Linked DNA regions of Mus musculus: region 2 is linked to region 1. The links are chromatin loops, found by intact Hi-C in ENCODE. Cell type or tissue: left cerebral cortex. All regions are shown on one strand. Each heading gives the region's core, and the rest is flanking DNA. Links, peaks and the distances in the headings are about the cores only. Region 1 has its middle 83 kb from the start of Gm41418. Region 2 holds the start of Gm41418 (a long non-coding RNA gene).

Region 1 (8,336 bases), core at 327-8,326:
GTTGTCTTCAGAACTCCACATGTGCCTGGTTCCTTGCATATTAAGTAAATAAAAAATGTAAATATCTGTATCCCTCTGTGATATGATAAGAGCTGGCTTTGTGCCAACCCCGAAGGGACCGTCCATCCACCAGAAAGTTCTGCCTTGCACAGAGATGGAATGGTCTCTTTGCAACTTTACCCAGTTACTTCCAGTACTTAGCATTTAATTACCTCTTGTCTTCTATTACTCTCTAATTGTCTCTTACGACTCCTCCCTTCTTCCTGGCTTCCTTGCCAACATCTCCAGGGCAGAGATCAAATCTTATAGGCTCAACGCCTCCTGAAGCAGTAAAGTAAGAGCTTATTAGATAAATACTTGTTGGTTGAAAGTTATTACAAGAATTTCTCCTCAGGGTGTCATCCAAGGTATGTGGGAAACTGTGTAGAAAGGTCACCAATTTAAATGCGATTTGGATACTTTTAAATAGACAGAGTAGTCAATACTCAGAAACTTTATTCCTCAATGATACAGCTGTCCTAATTGCTATTATTGCCTGTGTGCTTGTGTGTATGCATGTGTGTGCGTGTCTGAGTCTGTGTATGAGTGTATGTATGCAAGTGTGTGTGTATCTGTATGTGAGTGCCTGTGTGTGTGTCTGAGTCTGTGTCTGAGTATGACCGTGTGTGTGTGTGTGTGTGTGTGTGTGTGTGTGTGTGTGTGTGTATGTGTGTGGTGCATACACATCAGCCTGTAATACCCGCTCATGCAAACATGCAGAGGCTCATGCCGACATCATATTTAAAATGGACACATTTAAATTACAAACCCTTGGCTGATTGTCCTGAGACAGGGTCTTTCACTAAACTGGAAGCTCAAAGTTTTGGTTAGGCTGGTTGGCCAGTGAAATACTGGGATATGCCTGTCTCTGCCTTTAAATTACTGGGCTTAAAGGCACAGCTTGCACAGTCATCTTCCCAGCCCAAAGATGTCAACTCTGCAAGTCTTTCTTCTTCAGAACTGTGTGGATGCCAAACCAGAAATGAGGGCATAAAGTGAATAATAGAGTCAAGGCTGCATGAAGGAAGGCCAGGGTGAGCTTGCATGCCTGAAATTTTATTGGCTTCAAAGGGCACTGTTCCCAAAGCCTGTTTCTGCTCTCAGATAAAACCACTCACCCATATTTCCCTTACTGTAGTGCCTTCTGTTATGCTTTCCCAACTAGAATTTAGGCAGCGTTCATTTCATAGCTAGCAACTGAACCCTACTCAAGGCAGTACAAACAAAGAGTGGAAACTTGAATCTATTGCACTGTGTGTGCACAGTCTGGGTTCTCCAGAAACCTTGATCTGGAGATTGCTATGGTGTAATGAGATGTGTATGATGTCCGGAGAGATGATGAGATTGTTTCTTTCCCCTCCTCTGCTCACAGCCCCAGCTGAGAGAACCCCAATGGCTCAAAGGATGAAGCCAACTTCTCAATCCCTTTAGGTTAGAAGAAACATGCAGACAGCTAGGTCTGAGATGAGCTCCATACAAATGAGGGAATAGAGAGAAGGAGAGAAATGTCTGAAGGCCATCAGTCCAGCAAGGGCAGATACAAATTATGGTGCCCACGGCCAGTTAACCCTGTGTTATGAATCAGCCTCTTTCAAGGCTGGAGCTCTTGATGGCAGCATGTTGGGTGATTCCTCATGGAATCTGGAACTGAATCCTTAAAGGAGGAGCAAGAGGAAACTTTCAAGCTGCTTTACTTCTCACCTGTTTATTGAGCAGCAATAACACAAAGATCAAAGGAGACACCCACCGCTTACCATAGGACTTGATGCTACCATGGGCAGACTTCACAGAAATGACCGTGGCAGAGATTGGCTGAGACTGCTTGATGTGTTCTCAGCTTTGAGCATGAGGCACAATAGGAATGAGGGAACAACCTTACAGTCTGCTCACAGAATCCCTTTCTACATCTTCACAGCAACTTCTGATGTCAGAGGATACCACGTGACCCTATTCTATATGAAGGGAGTCAAGAAGCCAAAGGCACCATACACACTGTCCCGAATACCCACGTGCTTTCACATAGAACCCATGTTCTGTGAAGTTACAACTTGTTTGAATGAAGGGAAACAATTTCTTAGGAGAAAGAAATTGTTCAGACACCAAAGATGGAACTTGGAGTCTAAGTTACTTGATATCTCATGAGGGACTGTCATACAAAGCCTGAGGCTGAGTCTGGACTCACTGTTCAAGTTCATATTTCCTATTCAATGCTCGTCCTCAGGACCCCTAGGTGTTTCCTTCTACACTGAAGCCCCACCTCCACCATAGAGCCATGTAATTGGCCACTGAATAGTGACTCTTGCAAGCAGGCCCATAGCTACTGGCAGCAGAAGGCCCAGAGGCAGGATAAGACAGCTGGTGCTCTCCTCAACAAAGCCTTGATGTCCTGCCCCACAAATGCCAACCTCCTTTTTCCAGAAGGTATTTCTGTCCCCTCAATCACTCATCATAACCCTGTTCCAGACGCTGGGTGGTGCTTGGCTGAGTGTGGGTGGCAGCCGGGATCTGGCCTACTTTGCTCATGTAATAGCCAGAGACTGTTCTGCTAGTGAGATCTAGCTGTCCCCAGAAACATGGTCCCAACTGTTAAAAATGGTAATCTCAGTGCCTACAGTCAGGAGGCACATCAGATTATTTCTTAAGCTTATTAAATAAATGAACCAACAAATCCAATCAGGTGAAAGATCTTTTAGGCTCTCAAAGGGCTAGCAAGTGATTTAACTGGAGCGCCACCTCCAAGGTAGGTTCGTTCTCTCTCCTCCTGAAGAGTAAAACAACACTTTCTGTTTACAGTGTTCCATGCACCTTGCCTGAGTTTACTGTCATGCTTAACCATTTGATGGCGTTCCTTCAAACTACATATATGTTGCTCACTTCATGGTAAAGCTGAGGCTCAGGAAGAAGGACAGCCTGGACTCCATTTTGAGGGAAATGGGGAAGGATTTGTTGATGGCTCATGATGTGAGAGAAAAAGGCAGGCCAAAAATGAGGCCAGTAGTTTTTGTCTAATCAGCTTGGCGAAGTTGCTAGTGACTAAGATAGCAGGACAGTTGGCCAATGCAGGTCCTGAGCTGAGTGCAGTTAAGTGTTTAACTCTGTACCTTTGCAGTCAGAGGGAAGATGCTGAGAGGCAATTAAATAGGAAAAGAGGATGCTAGAGAGAAGAGTAGGAATTATGGCCATAGTGATGGAATTAAAGGCCCAGAGGCTGGAAATCACTGGAGAAACTGGATCTAGAGAAGAGAATGAGTTAGAGACCATCTAGGGCACAGAGACAGGAAGACAAGAAGCAGCTGAGAAGCTGCAGGAGGGTACATGAGGGTGGTATTTCAAGAGGGAGAGACAGAGTAGAGCCAGTGCTCCAGCTGACCCATGGCAGGTTAAACAGAGATCATCTGCTTTAGCCCACAGGATGTTATGGCTGACCTTGACAAAGACACCTTCATGAGGTGGTGGGGAAGACAGCTGGTGAGAATGGGAACACAATTGGAGAGGATTATTTTTACATGTGGACAGGAAAGGAGAGCAAAGTACGGGACTGTAGCTGGACAGAGCACGTGTGACTGTTCTGAGTGAATTTTATAGCTTGATTGTATCCTGAAGGAAATTATGTCTGACACAAGAACAGAACAACAACAGCCGCAGTGACTGCAGGCCTGTGTACCTGGGTTGGCTGGAGCGTGGGAAGCACACAGGACAGAGCATCCAGGCTTAGAGCGCTCCCTGCGTTTGCTGAGTGGACTCTCTTCCCAGATGACATGCTCTTGATTTCCTTCCTCCGACTTCCCCGAGAAGGCTGCTGCCTGGAAGAACAAAGCCCAGGAAGCAACGCTTGCTATTTCTGCTTTGATAACCATGAATTAGAGAGAAGAGAGAAACAAGAGGTGACGGGGACTTTGTCGGAGCTGCCGAATTTAGGTGTGTGAGTGCTGAGCACACTTGCAACATCACCTTGCTGGGAGGTTTTCAAGGTTAGGAGCCTTTCTGTAAGGGACAGAACTACAGAAACATACTTGGGGATGCCATCTAAGACATTTAGCTTAAGGAAGCTGAGCTGGCGTCTTTTTAGCCCCCCAGCAAATATCAACAGAGGCTGAGAGAGGAGAAATTAAAATTAGATAATAAAAAGGAACAAGAGATGCTCTGAAGAGGGTGAGGCAATGCAGAGGTGGGGGTGTATATGTCCTAAGGGAGAATAGGGTAAGTTAGAGGTAGCCTTCTCAAAGAGAAAGCAAGCAATTCTTTATTTTAGCATTTAGCCATACTTTCCTTTTTTGGTGACTCCCAAGTTACATCTCAAAAGGTTGCTAAGAAACCTGCCCCCCACCTGCCTTTTTCTTTTGATAGCAGAACTGTATGAGGTGGCCCCAGAGACTCCTTGGATGGAACTTTGATCTGATAAAATAAAACAATAAGCTGTTGGGGTTGTATAAAGGGCTAGGCTCACTTCCCTTTCCTATAACTGAATTTCTGAAAATTGTGGGCTCTTGTCTGAGAAGAACCTCATGCAGTTGTTAACTGTGGTGGCATTCTTGCTGCCCTGCTGGGAGATGCTTCAGCAGGATTCCAGAGTGGGGGTGGGGGCATCTGGTCCATTTCTTGTATTTCCAAGATTTCCTCTGCCCTTCTCATACCAAGGATGCTCAGGCAGGTCCAGTGTTAAGTGTTTGGAAGCTGATAGGTGAGTGTTGGGAAGCAGAGAGGGCAGGATAGGGCAACCAGGTAGGTCTGAAAGAGGCAAAACCTCAGAGAACTGTGGACTCTACACAGAAGAACTTGAGAAGTCTGTTTCTGACACAGGAAACAGCATCAGCGGCGCAAGGAACACCGAGCCCGGAGCTGTTGGAACTGCTTGAACTATATTTTGAGTGCATCTTAAAATTAATTTTAAGACCAGGCATGGTGGTGCACGCCTTTAATCCCAGCACTTGGGAGGCAGAGGCAGGCAGATTTCTGAGTTCGAGGCCAGCCTGGTCTACAAAGTGAGTTCCAGGACAGCCAGAGCTATACAGAAAAACCCTGTCTCGAAAAACAAAACAAACAAACAAAAATATTTTAAGGTAGTGTGCAAAGTAATGAGTTTCATTATGTCATTTTCATATGTATGTATGTATGCATGTATGTTTATATGTAATATGTACATTTGTGTATAATACATAATGTGTAATACACACACACACACACACACACACACGAATGATGTGCTTTGTTCATATGCTCCACATACTGCCCCCATTGTTTCCCTTCCTGCTTATCACCTCCATCCTCCATCAGTACCCTTACTGAGTTCATCTGTCTGTCGACATCTATCTTCATATGTATTGTTTAGTCTAGATTGTACATATAAAAAGAAATATATTCTCTTTTTTTCCTTTTCTCCACTACCATTTCTTGTTCTCCCATACTCTTTTCTCTTAGACTAGGCTGTAGTTCAGTGCCACACCCAACAATTGTTTCTACAGGGTTTTTAATAGAGGGGCAATAGGACTGTATACATTTGAAACGCAAAGCAGAAAAAACTTGAAAACCAGTCAATTTCTCCTGCGGTGGATCTATGAATGGAAATCTGAAGTGAATGGTAGCATTTCTTGCATTGTGAAGACCCATCAGCAAGTGTGAAAAGTTGTGAAGAGGTTTCTGTAACTTGGCTGTGTGCCAATTAAGTGTCTGGCACATAATTGTGAAACACCTGTTCTTTGTGGTTTGAAGTCAAGAGCTGATGTTTTCTGGACACACAGTTCTGACTCAGGCCACTCACTTGAATACCTAAGAGGATCAAAGAATAACTCCAGGAACTCTAAGGGAAGTGGCCTCCGATGATGACATCTGCTTACTTGGTTCAAGCAGAACAGGAATGAGCATGGAAAACAAAGGGCACAGCAGGAGAAAGACTTTCAATTCCTAACTGTGTCTCAGTGGGTTTTCCCACACTTCTGGAGCAGGGGTGAGGGGTGGAGGTGGGGGTGGGGGTGGGGGTGGGGGGTGGGCTGAGTAAGGTGCTAATGGGTCGTTAACACCCCTCTCCATAAATCTCTACACCAGCAAAGCAAGCCTTAGTTAAGTCCAGACTTTCAGGCTCAGTATCTCCCCCCCCCCCACACACACACACGCACACACACACACACCAGAACTCAATATGATGAAACAACAACTATTTATTTATTTACATTTGTTTAGAGCTACAGTTCACACTAGTAATTTTTATTTCTATTTTTATTTTGCAGCTATCTTGTACTGCTAGAAAGAGAACTTTTTTTTTTTTTTTCCTTTTCTGGGTGACACTAATGCTGATTTCAGTGTCCTGCCAACTCATTAAAGCCGTTTTTTTGTTTTTTGTTTTGTCTTTTATTAAGTGAGTAATATTAAGATAATAGTAAGTGCTGAATGCAGGAAGTGGCACTTGGGTATGTGACAACTATGAGCCCAAGAACACAAGGTGAGGAGTGAAGCTGAGCCCTGACATCATCATGCCATGTGATCAAAGCTGCCTGCCATTGGCCACATACTAACTACATGTGCCCATTTCTCTGCAGTACTGGGAAGAGGCCATGCTAAGTGAACAGATCAGAGATTCCTTAAGGCTAAGGCCCTGAGCCAGGCAGAACTTCTTGATGGGTGATGAAAGGATATTGATGGTCATATGAAGCAATGAATCTACTAGAATGATTCAGTAATCCACTTAAAATACCTTCATGGTGCAAATTATATTTGAATAAAAGTTTTGAAATCTTTGCTGTCTTTTTTTGTTGTTTTTTTTTTTGTTTTTTGTTTTCTTTGTTTTTTGTTTTGTTTCTTGTTTTTTTGTTTTGTTTTGTTTTGTTTTTTCTGTTTATTTTTTGTTCTTTACAAGACAGGGTTTCTTTGTGTATCCCTAGCTGTCCTGAAAATCACTCTCTAAACCGGTTGACCTTGAACTCACAGAGATCATCTACCTGCCTTTGCCTCCCAAGTGCTTGAATTAAAGGCCTGCACCACCACAGCCCAGCCAGTTTTCAAATCTTGAGAGTCCTCAAAACAAAATAAAATCTTGAGAGTAAAATCTTCCGCATTTGAACATCTAAAAGTTTGGAAACACTGGTCATTGTGATGTTTGTTTGAACTCTTGGTCCTCAGCGGCTGGACCTCTGTGAACCCTTTAGGAGGTGGCACCTTGCTTGAAGGAGTGGCTCCCTGGGTAGGGGCCTCCAGGGTTCGCAGACCACCTTGGCTTCCTGTACGTACTCTGTACCCTGACTACAGTTGTAGTCGGCCACCTCATGCTCCTGCACCACGCTTGCCCTGCCGTGATGACTGTATGTCTTCTGTGATCAGAAATAGATCTTCCTTTACGCATTGATAACATATGGACACCTGTGACCCTTAGAGCTGCCAGGGGCTGCTTTGAATGAAAGCCTATAAAGACCTTCAAACAATATTGCTTCAAGACCCTAGTCGTATGTTTGCATTTGTTCCATGAACAGCTCGTCTAGTGGTATGGATGCCATTCCCAGCCCAGACTAAGGGCAAATCTACTCAGCACAATCCAACAACGTAGCTTCGGGTGGGGACATCAATGTCTGAGAATCATGGTTTAGTCATGAAGGTGAGCATGACTTACTTATGTTACAGGCAAGTATGTCATTTCTGAGGGCACAGGATAGAACAAGATGCACCAGCGTGTGATCATTGGGTATAATAGGTTGGTATCTGTCTCTTGTCCTGTTTTGGACTTTCTTACAAAGAGCATCATGGAGCTTTAACCGTCTTTATAGATGGATGTATGTCTGCTTAGCAGTTTAGGAGACAACTCCACTGGAGGATGCCACCCAGCTAAAAATGTCCTGCTGGTGTTGCCGAGGGCCGACAACCCCACCGCAGAGTGTCCTTTGGGTTTTTAAGTTTGTGCAGATTGAAATAATTACTGCTTTCGACTTCCTTGATGAGGAAGCAAATGGAGACCCTGAGATGAAGACAGCTGGGCAAATGAAGGGGCAGGACAGCCTTCCCCATGGAAATCCCATCTGCCTGAGGCCAGCCTCTCCAGAGATGGGGGCATGAGATGGGAAAGGCTCTAGGGAGCTCAGTTGTGAATCTCACTGTCTCATCCTCTGAGGCTATGGCTAATCTCCACTGCTTGTTGTCACTCAGTGCAGTTTCTCTGATGCATCTCTCTGCTTCTGCCTCAGATCCCCGCAGTAGAAACATCTCCCCGAAAAGTCACAGTAACCCATTTAAAGTCAACAGGACACAGCCACACTCCTGCTGTGGCATCTCTTTTTATTTCATGAAGAGTAAAGCCCAGTTTGGTTGTTGTTTAC
Region 2 (8,336 bases), core at 176-8,175, 79 kb before region 1:
CCTTCACTTCTTATAGTAGTAATGACAACAGCGAATATCTATTTCCAGATAAATTTCTCAATTAGCCCCTATAAGACTCTATGATGTAGATACAATTCTTGGCTTCATTCTGCACATGAATGGGCTGAGGCTAATTGAATTAGGGTAGAGCTGAATGTTCCAAAGCCACGCCCCTAATTACAATGGAATTCTAGACTCTGACTGGCTCTGGGTGCCCTGCAGAGCTCAGAATAGACATTTGGTGCCACGAGTCTCTTCCTGTCCTATAAGAAGTAGAGGAGAGAAGAAAAGGAAGTCAGAGTGTATGGAGCTAGTGGCACGGATGAACTGTTTCTTGTCGTGTCTGGACTTACAGGTCCTAGTTTACCGTTTCTTCCCCACTTGCCCACCCCTGAGGCAGCCCGTGTTGTCTTCTTCCTGGAACAGCAGTGGCTTTCTTAGGTGGTGATTTCCCCACAGTTTAGAAGGGTACGATCAGAGGCATTATGGATCAGAATGGACAGAAAGCTGTAGCTGCTTATAAAGTTGAGAAACTCACTAGGGGAAACAATGGCATCTTAGGGATGCTCTTTAGGGAGGAGCCAGCTGGAGGGAGACCTGCATCTTCCCTGTGTTCCCAACCTTTCTACCTCCCTGCTGCTGTAGACCCTCCCATGCACCTTCCCTTTGTGCCAAACCTGTCTGTCTGTTTAACCCTATAACACAACCATAACATTGCCATATGTCCCCTATCTTCCAGGAAACGGAGGGAATCCAGATTGCATGCTGTTCAATAGTGACTTTCTGTTGTACAGGAGGAGAGGAGGGCGGTAGAAGGTAACCAGATTCAGTGCTGAGGTGTGGGCCCTCTGTCTCATCCCTGCCAACTTCCTCCTCTTGAACCTTGAACTTCTACCAACATTTTTAGCTTCTACTCTGTACCAGGTAGGAGGCTGTGGGCTGGCCCGGCAGTGAATCCAGAGCTGTGGCTGCTCTCATGCTCTTGGGCCTTTTGGTCTGGGAATATCTTTAGTTTCCAAATCCTTCAAATCCCAAGCCGTTTTCTTTCCTCAAATGAGAGAAAGGGAATAGGCAGCAGGCTGGTTTATTGGATGTTTTCCTTCATTTCTGACTCTGACAGCCATCCTTCACATCTGATAGGGAGTCTTCACAATAGTGATGAATTTATTCATTTTGACTGTTTGTGAAGCTCTCTAATTAATTCTTTATAGATTTCCATCAGCGACTAAATTTGTGTTTTGAGTTAAAATTGGGCATTCAGAGGAACTGCCTTGGGATACTCTGCTCTCTCGGAGCCCCTCCTCCACACTGGCAGCTGCTGACCTCCTGTTCACTAAGCAACTGAGCAGCACCGTTTGCCTCATAGTGACGCACCAGCAGGTGGTTACCATGGAATGAGACAGCAGCAAAGCACTGTCCCTGTCGTCATGGAGCCCCTGAGCCATCTCCTAAGCAACCTGGCAGGAGATCCCCAAACAAATCTATGCTCTCTGCTCCACTGAGGTTAGTTTTAAATTTATTTTTGTGGGTTGCTTGACATCAACAGCTTTGTGTAGCTAAACAAATTTAGGGAAGGAGCTACAGTGTAGCTCTGTCCAGAGAGACACGGAAAAAAAAAAAAAGAAAGAAAGAAAGAAAACAAAGCAGAGGGAGGATGAAGGGGAGGGCAGGGGATGACACAACATATAAGAAATGAGTCTAAGAAACATACAGAGAGATGGAAAGAACTGTGTGGAAAGGGGGAGAACAGATACACACACACACACATACACACATGGAAAAAAACAGAGGCAAAGAAACACAGAGAACACTGCTGCGAAGAAAACAGTGTCTCACAGAAGACTAAAATATCTGGGGAGATAGCAACAGTGGCTGTGTTACTTGGAGTGTCAGCCATTTCTCCCCTTACTTCCTGTTCTTGTTCTCAATGTGGGAATATTAAAAGAGGTTGCATTACTTGAGTGGGAGTCACAGTTCTTGGAGACACATACCTGTGTCTTCCCTCCATGTGCCACTAAAATATGTGTTTTTCCATAGCACATGCTTCCCCCCCCCCCCCGGGGTGGGGAGGGCAGCTTTCCATTTTAGTGTGAGATAGGCAAAGGAAGGGGAGGTGGAAAAGACAGTTAAGGCCGTCGGAATCCTTTTCCCTCCACATAAGACACTGGAGTTGTACGTGTTTGGGGAGGCTTTTCTGGTGACTTATAACTGGACAATCCAATGGAGAGTGATGTGTGCCAGGGAGCCCAGAAAGGCTTTTACATATGACCACTCACTTGGCCTGAGAGTTGGTCCATGTAATTGGGAGCACCATCCTTGTTAGTGGACAAGAGAAATGGGGTGTAGAGAGGGGAATTGCCCTGAGTTTACTTGACTGGTAGGAGATGAGAAGGAGGTAGAATTGATCAGCTTGCATCAAGAGCCCTTCTTCTTAGGCTCCCAGTGAAGTTTAGAAATGGGATCACACCTAGTATATACAGACCCTGCCACAGAAGCTGCATCTTCAGTCTCCAAGTACTGGGGTTACAGAGACACTGGGCAGCATGGCTGTCCGTCGTGGGAGTAGGTCACATACTCACAGTTTCAGTAAAGGATTGAGTTAAAGTAGATGAGACAAATGACAAGGCTAGTCTTCACCGGGCTCAAGCAAGCAATGCTGGTTCTGCCTCAGCTTCGCCCAGCAGTTTCTACTTCAGTCTGGCTGTATCAAGCCCTTGATGCTAGCCATAAAAGCATGGTATGGGTCCCTACATTCAATTTCATTGTTTGGAGCCAGAATCAATTAAAAGACTCTTTCATAGATTACATTAATAGGGGTTTGGCAACAACAAGAATATTGGTGACATCATGAATGGTAGCACCTGAGGAAGAAAGGTGACATTAAAAGGTTGGACTCCAGAGTCAGGCGCTCGCTCTTGACTTTGACCTTCACAATTCTGCCACTTGTTAACTGCATAATCACAGGCAAATGACAACTCTTCCCTCAGGTGTCATTTTATCTCAGTCCTCACTGCTGAGCACACACAGGCAATGATGAAAGTCACAGAAAGACTGTCCTGAAGGTAAGGAATGTTGCTTGCGGGTGAAGCTGTCAGGAAGGGCTTCCTGCAGGAGGTGACATCTGAGCTGTGGTAACTGTCTTCATGGCTGAGGACAGTACTAACTTACACCTCTTCAACACTCCTCCCCTCCCCCAACACACACACAAGCATGCGCGCGCACACACACAAACACACATAAAGACACACATACTCTACTACTCAGCTATTAAAAAGAATGAATTTATGAAATTCCTAGCCAAATGGATGGACCTGGAGGGCATCATCCCGAGAGAGGTAACACATTCACAAAGAAACTCACACAATATGTACTCACTGATAAGTGGATATTAGCCCCAAACCTAGGATACCCAAGATATAAGATATAATTTGCTAAACACATGAAACTCAAGAAGAATGAAGACTGAAGTGTGGACACTATGCCCCTCCTTAGATTTGGGAACAAAACACCCATGGAAGGAGTTACAGAGACAAAGTTTGGAGCTGAGATGAAAGGATGGACCATGTAGAGACTGCCATATCCAGGGATCCACCCCATAATCAGCATCCAAACGCTGACACCATTGCATACACTAGCAAGATTTTATTGAAAGGACCCAGATGTAGCTGTCTCTTGTGAGACTATGCAGGGGCCTAGCAAACACAGAAGTGGATGCTCACAGTCAGCTAATGGATGGATCATAGGGCTCCCAATGGAGGAGCTAGAGAAAGTAGCCAAGGAGCTAAAGGGATCTGCAACCCTATAGGTGGAACAACATTATGAACTAACCAGTACCCCGGAGCTCTTGACTCTAGCTGCATATATATCAAAAGATGGCCTAGTCGGCCATCACTGGAAAGAGAGGCCCATTGGACTTGCAAACTTTATATGCCCCAGTACAGGGGAACACCAGGGCCAAAAAGGGGGAGTGGGTGGGCAGGGGAGTCGGGGTGGGTGGATATGGGGGACTTTTGGTATAGCATTGGAAATGTAAATGAGCTAAATACCTAATAAAAAATGGAAAAAAAAAAGACACACATACTCACACACACGCACACACAAACACCCTGCCACACATTTACATTTTTATCAGCATATATTCATTATATTTAGTCCTGGATTTCATAAGGGCATTCTTTTTTTTTTAAATGAAGGTTTTTGTTTGTTTGTTTGTTTGTTTGTTTGTTTTTTAGTATCAAATAAAGTTTATTTAGGGCATGGGGAAGGGAGTTGAGAGGGAGAGAGAGAGAGAGAGAGAGTGAGAGAGAGAAGAGAAGAGAAGAGAGAGAGAGAGAGAGAAAGGAGTAGAGGCTAACCATGAGTACATGGAGAGAGATGGGGAGCAGAATGGGGAGAGAAGGCTCAGAGAGGGAAGAGAAGAGAGCAAGAGAAGAGAGTGAGCCACAGTGAGGTTTTAAAGATTAGGGCAGCCTCTGAGGGAAGCATAGGTCATTGAGTTCAGCAATAGCCTTTCTTCTCTCCATCTCTGTACAATACCCCAGAGCTGTCTAACAAAGGCTCTGCAGAGCAGGGGGATAAGGTGGGTGAGACCCTCCTACTCTCCATCTTTCTAGTGTCTTTGAGTCCATTTTAATTGTTAAAACTCTATAAAGGTATGTCAGAGAGCCATTTTACTCCCACTCCGGTGACATAAGGGCATTCTTATAAGGATACATTGTACTTATTCTCTCCTATTGCATTTATGCATATAGGATATTATGCACCTACATAAAGTCAAGCATCCACAGAGGAGATGAAAGTGTGTGATATTTGTTTTTCTGCCACCTTTCAAATGGTAATTTTGGCCCGGCATGATGCTAAAGACTTCTCAGGTTCTCCCTTTCTCAGAGGCGCCTTGCATTGTTTATCTTCTTTTCTACAAGGATAGCCTGAAGCCATCTCCAAGGTCAAGACAACACCTTCAAGGTCACAGAGACAGCAAAGAGCTGAGTCATATCTCCCTGACTGCATTCAGAAAAGACACACACGTGTTACTTTTTCTCTAGGTGTGAAGTTGACTTGTAGCTTACTCTCTACTTTGTTATGATTTAAAAGGCCATCTGTCTCCATCGCTGATACATCTGCTGTTGGCATTCCAGTTTTGCTAACTTGTTTGTGTCATGTGGAGTTGCAGAGGTCTCTCAGCATCTCTGCCCAGTAGTTCATGGTATATGCACTTGTACAAGTGCATATGAACCCCAAAGCTAGCCTTTGGTACATTGGTAACTTCCACTATTCTGAGAGTTCAGGTGTCTGAATTATCAGAAGTGCATACATGCCTACTGAAGCTTCATTTAATTGACAACACACAGCTCCTGCTACACTTAGGAAAGTTTTCCCAGCCTAGCAACAAAAAGGCTTCACAGAAGGAGTCGCTCTGCATTCATTATTAAGATGTTTTCTGATGCTGCTCTTCAATAACAAAGGACAACTTGAGTCAGCCTGAGCAAGAAACAATTTGTTGGAAGGATGCAAGGACATCTAAGAGACCCTAGGGAATGAGCCAGTTCTAAGCAAATGAAATCAAATTTAAAAATGGGCTGCTCCAGGGACCCAAATAGAAGGAGTTTATGATTTATTCATTTTGAGTTCTGCAATGGAATCCCTACAGCTGGGCTTGGCAGGCTTTTCCTCTAGAAGAAAGCATTTTTCCTGTACCCCAGTCACTTGCTACAGTCTACCTTACACCTGTTCAAAAGACCACAAGCTAGCCAGGTCCAATTCAAAGTTTGTATTTTTAAACATGACTTATAGTTTGGCAAATGTATAGTCTGTTGTGAGAGTGTATTGGTACATCATTTCTCTAAATAAATAAATAAATAAATAGGAAATCCAACCTTAATTTTGTAGGACCTAAGAAATTATTTGATATAAATACTTTAATGATGGTACTTGGGTTTTAGAATGTCAGTGGTATTAACATCTGATTTACGAAATAACTCTAATAGCTGGTTCTCCCCCTTCTCCTTTTCCTTCCTTCATTTTGTTCACTCTTCCCATGATGCCCTGTGTAGAGATGATACCTAGGGACTCTGTGAACACTGGGCAACTGTTTTACTGCTGATCTGCATGGCTCCTGCAGTTCACTTAACTATTTCCTTATTTTATAAGCTTAAAAATTGTATGGGATACCTAAAACTTAGCTTTATTTTCTATAATTCTATAAAATAAAGCAATAATTAAACAAACAAAAAGATGTATAGTGAGAACTGAGTGAATCCATAGTGTCTAGTCCATAAGAAACACATTGGATCTGTTAGCTGTTTTCCACATTGCTCTGCCCTGCCCATCTGTAGATCACTGTTTTCTGGGTCCTTGGCATCCTGCACAATGGACTGACCTTGGCGGCCTTCCTGATTTTTAACTTTTGGACTTGGACTGAATTTTATCATGGTCTTTTCCTGTTGTACAGCATGATAATAGAAGAATATGGGTTTCTTAGCCTCAATGTGTGGGTCTGCTACCATAATCAATATTGTATTAGGTATCTTTTTATCTTGTTGTTTCTTCCCTCTGGATCACCCCATCTATACAGAGGAAGAGGACATATTTTTCTGGATTAGTTTGGTGATGGCCAAGAGATTCATGAGCTTGACTTTCCCACGTGAACTTTGTAGATAGCAACTCTTTGATTTCCCCACATTTTATTCATCATTTTCCCTAAGGCCACTCATAGTTTTATGTAAGCCTGCAGGGGAGTCCATTTGGGCATTGTAATATGATGTGCTTATCTACAATGTTCATTCTCAAGAACTTAACAATTGAGTTGCAAAAAAATCACCCAAAATCTCATAACTTAAATATATTTATGAGTTTGTGCTAGGATGTATCCATAGCCACTTCTGACTACACATGGCAACGTGTTGGACATACCTACTAGAAATTATGATTTTGGACACTTCTTGAACCCAAATATGCTGCCCCCAAATTTTCTGTACTCCAGCATATAGAGCTATGGCATATCTTCTGCTAAAGTCCTCTGAAAGGATTTTTCAGGAATTAATGGTTATAAACCACAAAAGGTGGGTCTAATTTGATAAGCTACTATAGTTTGTGGGTGAAGACTTCTTTCAGCCCCCAGTGTTTAATACTAGCTTCTTTCTTCTTGCTGACAAGTCTTCACAATGGGTCCCTAGAATGTGAAAGCACTTGGATGAATTGGTTCATAGAACCACCAAGGTTCCATCCTGGGATTCTGGAGACAGCTGGGGTATGCTAAGGGATGATTTCAAGTTAGACTTCCTTAGACTTCAGAGCTACTCTCCAAACAAGCACAGCATGGGCTATTCCCAGCAATTACGTCTTTCCTACATCACCCATGGAGTACAACACCTCGTCTAGTGCATGCTGTTTTTCTGGGGCCAGGAAGACATCCAGCATTTGAAGATGATAGATATATATATAAATTAGTTAATGTTCTGTTGCTGTAATAAAATACCATGACAAAGAGCAACTTAAGGAAGAGAGTGTTTATTTTAGCTTATGATTCTAGAGGGATGGAGTTAATAATGGTGAGAAAGGCATTAAGACAGGAGAAGGAAGCAGAGAGAACAGGGAGTGGGTGAAGCTAAACCCTTGAATCCTACCCCCAGTTATGCACTTCCTCCAGCAAAGTCCCACCTCCATAACCTCACACAGCATGCCACCGTGCCACCAGGAACCAAGTGTTCAAATTCCTGCACCTGTAGGGGACATTTCTCAGTCAAGCCACCATTGTCCATGAATTACTTTTCCTGCTATGGCCAAATGCTTGACAGGTTGCGCCTTAAGGCAGCAAGGGTTTATTGTGGCTCTCAGTTTGAGAAGGTACAGTCGCTTACTGTGGGAATGCTGGGAGAAGGGCAGCGCCACGGTGGCAGGAGGTGCAGAGCCTTGTTCACACCTCTGCTTGAGAGGCTGATTGAACAGAAGTCTCGTCCCCAGGGACCCACTTCTTCCAGCCAATTCCCATCTCTCAAAAGCTCTACACCCTCCCAGCTCCATCAGCTGGGGGATCAACTGTTCACACAGGTGAGGCTGTGGGGGACAAGCTCAAACCACAAGAGATATTACAACACAATAGAGCACAAAACAATACAGCACAACGAAACAGTGCAACAAAACTTTTTTCACAGACCTAAAAGCAGCCAAAGTCTTATTAGGTTCGCAAAATACTCCAGGCAGAAAGGATACTTAATGCAACTGGTATTACAACCACCGTAAGGCAACAGAAAAAGCGTGAATAAAGATTTAAAGGATTCTAATGTGTAACTAGAAAATTAGGTGGTTTTCTAATCCCCAGTGGAGAATATTTGTCA

What was found. Hi-C counts contacts between places; a loop is a spot of excess contacts. Peaks named below come from ENCODE experiments on the same cell type or tissue, not always from the same donor. Only the 100,000 strongest peaks of a DNase experiment are listed, where the experiment ranks them.
Region 2: a loop joins it to region 1, with 2.1 times the contacts of the local background. A loop is called at or near these places in 2 of 42 quality-filtered maps.

Annotation. Positions count from the first base shown.
Region 1 is chr16:9,358,533-9,366,868 of GRCm38, forward strand. No RefSeq gene overlaps it. Among named protein-coding and RNA genes, the nearest start is that of Gm41418, 83 kb to the left of the region's middle. In left cerebral cortex, for the core only: a CTCF peak has its summit at 3,766; DNase peaks (open chromatin) are centred at 2,496, 3,081, 3,758 and 4,501; H3K27ac peaks cover 2,119 bases.
Region 2 is chr16:9,279,734-9,288,069 of GRCm38, forward strand. It overlaps Gm41418 (a long non-coding RNA gene), which reads left to right and starts at 239. Exons shown (of 3, transcript XR_875898.1): 1 at 239-1,503. In left cerebral cortex, for the core only: no CTCF peak of the experiment used is centred there; DNase peaks (open chromatin) are centred at 1,384, 1,804, 5,161 and 5,526; H3K27ac peaks cover 1,841 bases.